2 separate regions of the Homo sapiens genome follow, and region 2 is linked to region 1. Evidence: read pairs that join two places in POLR2A ChIA-PET (ENCODE). Cell type or tissue: MCF 10A. All regions are shown on one strand. Each heading gives the region's core, and the rest is flanking DNA. Links, peaks and the distances in the headings are about the cores only.

Region 1 (2,814 bases), core at 62-2,561:
AGTACCTCTTCGCTTCCCCCAGCTTCAGGCCTGGTGAACTGCAGGTGCGTGTTACTCATCATCCTCGTGTTTGACTTCAGTACATCTTCTGGGCAGCCAAGTCACTCTATCTTTGCTCCCTATCTGCCCTATCTATAAAACAAAAAACTATTGCAAAGAGTATAAAAGAAATTAGAAAGCAGGTCCTTGGTGTCTAGGACCTTACAATTTGATTGAAAAGCCAACCTGATTCAAGCCACTGAGCTGCACAAGATGGTGCAGTACAAACTATTCTTGTACACTTTTGTAGGAATCAAGACTAGAAGGAAGAATTCTGGGTGCCACAGTCCCTCTCTAACAGGTTGATCAAATTGAACGTTAAATGAAATACACATTTGGATTAGCACAAAAAAATGGAGAGACATTTTCAACAGAGGAACATTGCACGGCTGAGATGGTTTGTGCCTCCTTTCCTCCGGCTCTGGGGCAGATTTCAGTTCTAAATAACGCTGGGTACACAAAAGCGATGGCGGTCAGAGTTCTTGCTCTAGAAAGAAGGGTTCAAATACCCTCAGTTGCTCATGAAACCTCACAGCAACTGGCAATATTTTTTTTGGGGCCATTTTGGCCATTTCAGCAACAGACCTTAAAAATGGATCTTGATTTTATGTGTTTTTTTTTTTTTTTTTTTTACCACAATCATAAAAGAAAGGTAGAGGGAGACAAGGAGGATGAGAGGGATCTTTCTGGTCACAGTTATAGCTAAAGGAGCCCAGGAGATGCGACAACTCCACATAGCGAGGTATTCTAGATGAAGACTGGAACATGGTAAGGACCCGAGGTAAAAACTAAGGGAATCTGAAAATAGACTTTAGTTAATAATAATGTATCAATCTGGGCTCATTAGTACTCTACTGATGAAGGATGTTAATAGGGTTAACTGTAAGGAGGTACATGGAGACTTTGTAACTTTTCTGTAAATCTAAAACTATTCTAAAATTAGAAGTTTATTAAAACAAACAAAAAGGTTTTGGTGGCTCAGTAAGATTAGAATCAGGAAGAGGGATAAAAATGTGTCCTACAGGTACCAAAGGTCACAGTAACTTGGGCTAAAGGCTCTTTTCCAAACCTCCCCAGAGGAGGACACGTGTGGGGGCATGATGAGGCGGCCCGGACAACAATGAACGCTTGGAGAAGGAGTCCAGTAAAACCTCAGGTAATTAACCACAGCTAGGGTGTTCTGAGCTGAAAATGACTCATACAGAAATCTCCCAGACCAAAGCACAGGATGTCATAGGCAAAGCAGAGTTCCTGCTGCCCCAGCAAAGGCCTGCGAGCTCCCAGGGCTGGCCCTGGAGGCTCCGGGATCGCCTGGACTCAGTTTACCCCCTGCCTCCTTGGCCCAGTCCCAAAGTAGAAGAGCATAGGGCTGATAAGCCTCAAAATGGAATTAAAATGAGGAGTAATTAGAGTAACAGCATAGCTCAGGGCACATGGAAATTCTACAGAAGCATGGTCCCATCCCAGCCTCTGGGGCCCCACTGTGTTTATTTAAGTTTCTTTATTTGGAAAACCATGGCAAGTCAGGGGCCCTCAAGCACTTAGATGAAAACACAGAATGTCATACTAAAAGCACAACCTGTGTGTTGATGTGCACACACACAGATGCATGCCCACACTCATGCACACACATATTGCCAGGCCTAGCGTGCACAAGCCGACAGTTCTGGACACGCAGAGAAAGGCCCACCAGCACCAGTCCTCTGCTCCTGCACCCCGCAGAGGGAACCTGCGCTGTGCGCGCCACTCACAGGCTTCCCCTACAGGGCACACCACTGCACACCACGTGTGTTTGCCTTTGGTTTCTCAGAACCCCGAAGAAAGTGCAGAGCTAGTCAGCTGAAGTCTGTGTTTATTCTTTCCATCTGATTGGGAAGTTTCCTGAGTACCCCATGCGAAACAGTGCTCCCTGGAAAGCAGTCAGAGCCCAGGAGCCAGAGCACAGAACCCCACCATCCAGGGAGGCAGCCCGCAAACAATCGCAGCCAACAGGCCCATGTGATTTCACAGCAGCCAGATGGAGACAAACCACTCAACTCGGCAAAGAGCCCAGCAGGCTGCCCGCCTGCAACCTACTGGGCAAGGCACAAACAGCCAGGTGAGGTGTTCTGAGCCCCAGCACTCTAGGGGCTGGTTGGTCAAGACCCACAGAACCAGAATGACAGGCCCCTGGCCCACTTCCCACAGGCCCTGCATCATCACCTCAGGGACACAGTCCAGAGGAATTGGTGTTGGCAACTCACTTCAGCACCTTGCCTCCCTCCAACTCCAGTTCTCTCTTCTCCAACGCTAACTGAAGCGTTTCACTTTGGACTCCCTGAAATGTCTTTCATCCCACCCTTATTCCACCTTCTGAAGCTACCAAATAGTGAATTTATTCTGTGCACTGCATGAGGGCTCCTTGTAGGGTTTGATTTTCTCCAGAGTCTTCTTTTCTCCAGCCTGGCTTCACTTTCTGTGACCATTTTGTTTACCTCTTCTGGATGCCTTGATTTATCAACATCCCTTAAAACTAAAAATACTGTTTTTAAAGCACAGTTTGGAGTTTAGAAGGGGATCAATGTCAAGGAAATTTATCTATCCCATTGCTATGGTTTGGGTATTTGTCCCCTCCAAATCTCATGTTGAAATTTGATCCCCAATGTTGGAGGTGGGGCCTAATGGGAGGTGTTTGGGTCATGGGGGCGGATCCCTCGGGAATAGATTAATGCCCTCCCTTCAAGGCGAGTGAGTTCTCATTAGTTTCTGCGACAGCTGGTTGTTGGAAATAGCCTG
Region 2 (2,814 bases), core at 98-2,597, 110 kb after region 1:
CAAAAAAAATTCTTACCAAAAAGAAAGATAAGTATGTGAGGTGATGAGTATGTTAATTAGCTTGACAATAATGATTGTGGTAATCATGTCATTTGTAAACATATATCAAGCCATTGCATTGTACATTATAAATAGATAGGATTTTTTATTTATCAGTTATACCTGAATAAATCTGGGGGGGAACACAAGAAATTTTTCAAGCCACTATGGGTTTACCCTTTCTTCTCAGACAGTAGGACTTTTCCAACTAAATAAGATAGATTGTGTAGCAGGATTTGCATTGATTTGCTCATTCAGCAAATATTTATTAAGCACCCACTACATGTGAGGCCGAGAGTAGTTGGGGATACGTCAGTGAGCACACAGACACTCCACGAAGCTGATGTTTCAGTGCAACACTCAAAATAAATAAATGATGTAACATGTTCCAGGATGACTGTCACAGAGACGAAAAAAAACAGGCAGGAAGGTGCACATGGAAGGCCTCATGCAGGCCATATTTGAGCAAAGACTTTGAAAGATGTAAGAGAGCAAGTCCCGTGGATGTCTAAGAAACAGCGTTCCAGGCAAATGGACCATCAAGGGCAAAAACAGCAATTGACTGTCTCCGTGTTGGAGAAGCAGCAAGGAGCCTAGTGAACCTAAGGCAGGAGGTGAGGCCATAGAAGAAAGGAAAAAAGGCAAAAATACATGTAGGTCAACGTAAAGATGGTGTAAATTCTGCAGAAGCCTGGGAGCCATTGGAATATGTGGTAGGAGTTATTAAGAAATTATTTCAGGCAGAAAGGAAAAGTTTTCATTTCTTTTACGGCAGCTCCAAAGACCTTTTTTGTAAAGGCCCCACTCGTAAAGCCCCGGCTCTTAGCTCTTAGAGCCTGACGGCAACCTTTGATATGCAAATGCAGGCCATTAGAAACTGGGTCCACCCAAACATGGCAATTCCCACAGCCTCCTTGCCCTTGCCCCACATGTGCCTGGCAACATGGCCACCCCCACATATCCTCACGTGTGTAGAACATCATGGTGCCCTGCATTTGCATATTAAAAGACTAGGGGAGGAGGGCTAGTTTCTTCAGGGGCTGCGTGAATGACATGCCGGGTCAAACCAACCCTGAGCCCTATGCAAATCAGACACTGCTTCCTCCAGCCTCTGTATATACCTGGCTGGTTTCCACCCCACTTGGGGTCTCCTCTCCTGGCTTTGGAGCCCCCTCCCTCTGTCTCTGTACTTCTTCCTTCTGTCTTCCTTCTTTCTTGCCTATTAAACCCTCCACTCCTTAAAACCACTCCAAGAGTGTTCATGTCATTTTATCGAAACTGGCATGAGGACCAAGAACACTGGTGTTCCTCCACTCATCGGAGTGGTATCAAATAGAGCTGAGTAGTAGCATCATCTAACTCAGGCTGCCAGATAGAAAGAGATAACTAGGGAGAGGGGAATGGGGAGAGGGGCTGGGACCAGGAGTAGCAGAGGCGGTGGTGCAAAGAGGTTGGGTTTTGAATATGCCTTTAAGGTAGACGCAGCATGATCTACCTGGAGCATTGGGTCTTGAGTTTACATGTATAAGAGAAGGCCGGGGCCGGGAATGGTGGCTCATGCCTGTAATCCCAGCACTTTGGGAGGCCGAGGCGGGCAGATCACGAAGTCAGGAGATCGAGACCATCCTGGCCAACGTGGTGAAACCCCGTCTCTACCAAAAATAGAAAAATTAGCCAGGCTTGGTGGCACATGCCTGTAGTCTCAGCTACTGGGTAGGCTGAGGCAGGAGAATCGCTTGAACCTGGGAGGCAGAGGTTGCAGTGAGCTGAGATCGCGCCACTGCACTCCGGCCTGCTGATAGAGCGAGACTCCATCTCAAAAAAAAAAAAAGGAGGTCAGGATAACTCCATGGATGGTCTGACAAACCGAACTTATCATTGACTGAGAAAAGGAAGATTCCAGCAAATGGCAGGTTTGGGGAGAAAGATTAGGAATTCAGTTTGTACATACGAAGTTTGAGTTGCCTGGGAGATGTCCAAGAGGAAATATTGGGCCGGCAATTGAACGTACAACTCTGGAGTTCCAAGGGAGGTGCTGGTGAGAGGTGTAAGTTCAGAGTTTCATCAGCAACGAAGGATGAGAGGGCCTGGGAGGGGGTGAAGACCAAGGAAAGAAGAGGCCCAAAGACTGAGCTCTGAGGACTCCCTTGTTAAAGGAAAAGAACAGACATTTTAAGAGCTAGAAAGTATTAAGTAAAGCCAAATATCAGACACTGGGAAGGAAGAAATAGAAAAGCTATCTGCCAAAAACTCTGCCTATAGGAATAAGAGCTTATCTATACAGGTACCTAGCACCTTACCACAGTTAGCCATGTACCCCATCTGAACTTGAAACAATTCTTGTTTCCTTTGTTTACAGTGTGGCCAGTAAAAAATCTGACATGGCACTGTAGCCACCCTATTGTAAGGGCACCAGGCTCTGCCTATTTGCCAAAGAATTGTTTCGTTAGTTTCTGGTGCTGGGTTGGATTTCAGTGAAAGAAGTCGCAACTACGGTGGAAAACAAAGGCCGGGTGTGGTGGCTCACGCCTGTAATCCCAGCAATTTGGGAGGCTGAGGCAGGTGGATCACCTGAGGTCAGGGTTCGAGGCCAGCCTGGCCAACATGGTGAAGCCCCATCTCTACTAAAAATACAAAATACAAAATTAGTGCATGCCTGTAATCCCAGCTACTTAGGAGGCTGAGGGAGGAGAATCTCTTGAACCCGGGTGGCGGAGGTTGCAGTGAGCCGAGATCCCGCCATTGCCCTCCAGCTTGGGCAACCAGAGCGAAACT

Evidence for each region. Peaks named below come from ENCODE experiments on the same cell type or tissue, not always from the same donor. Only the 100,000 strongest peaks of a DNase experiment are listed, where the experiment ranks them.
Region 2: POLR2A ChIA-PET joins it to region 1 with 5 read pairs; 5 of 35 experiments call an interaction of 5 or more read pairs at or near these places.

Annotation. Positions count from the first base shown.
Region 1 is chr1:228,829,690-228,832,503 of GRCh38, reverse strand. No RefSeq gene overlaps it. Among named protein-coding and RNA genes, the nearest start is that of RHOU, 96 kb to the right of the region's middle. RefSeq lists a silencer at 1,258-1,307. In MCF 10A, for the core only: no CTCF peak of the experiment used is centred there; a DNase peak (open chromatin) is centred at 1,183.
Region 2 is chr1:228,721,685-228,724,498 of GRCh38, reverse strand. It overlaps a transcript of RHOU not described here. Among named protein-coding and RNA genes, the nearest start is that of RHOU, 12 kb to the left of the region's middle. In MCF 10A, for the core only: no CTCF peak of the experiment used is centred there; no DNase peak of the experiment used is centred there.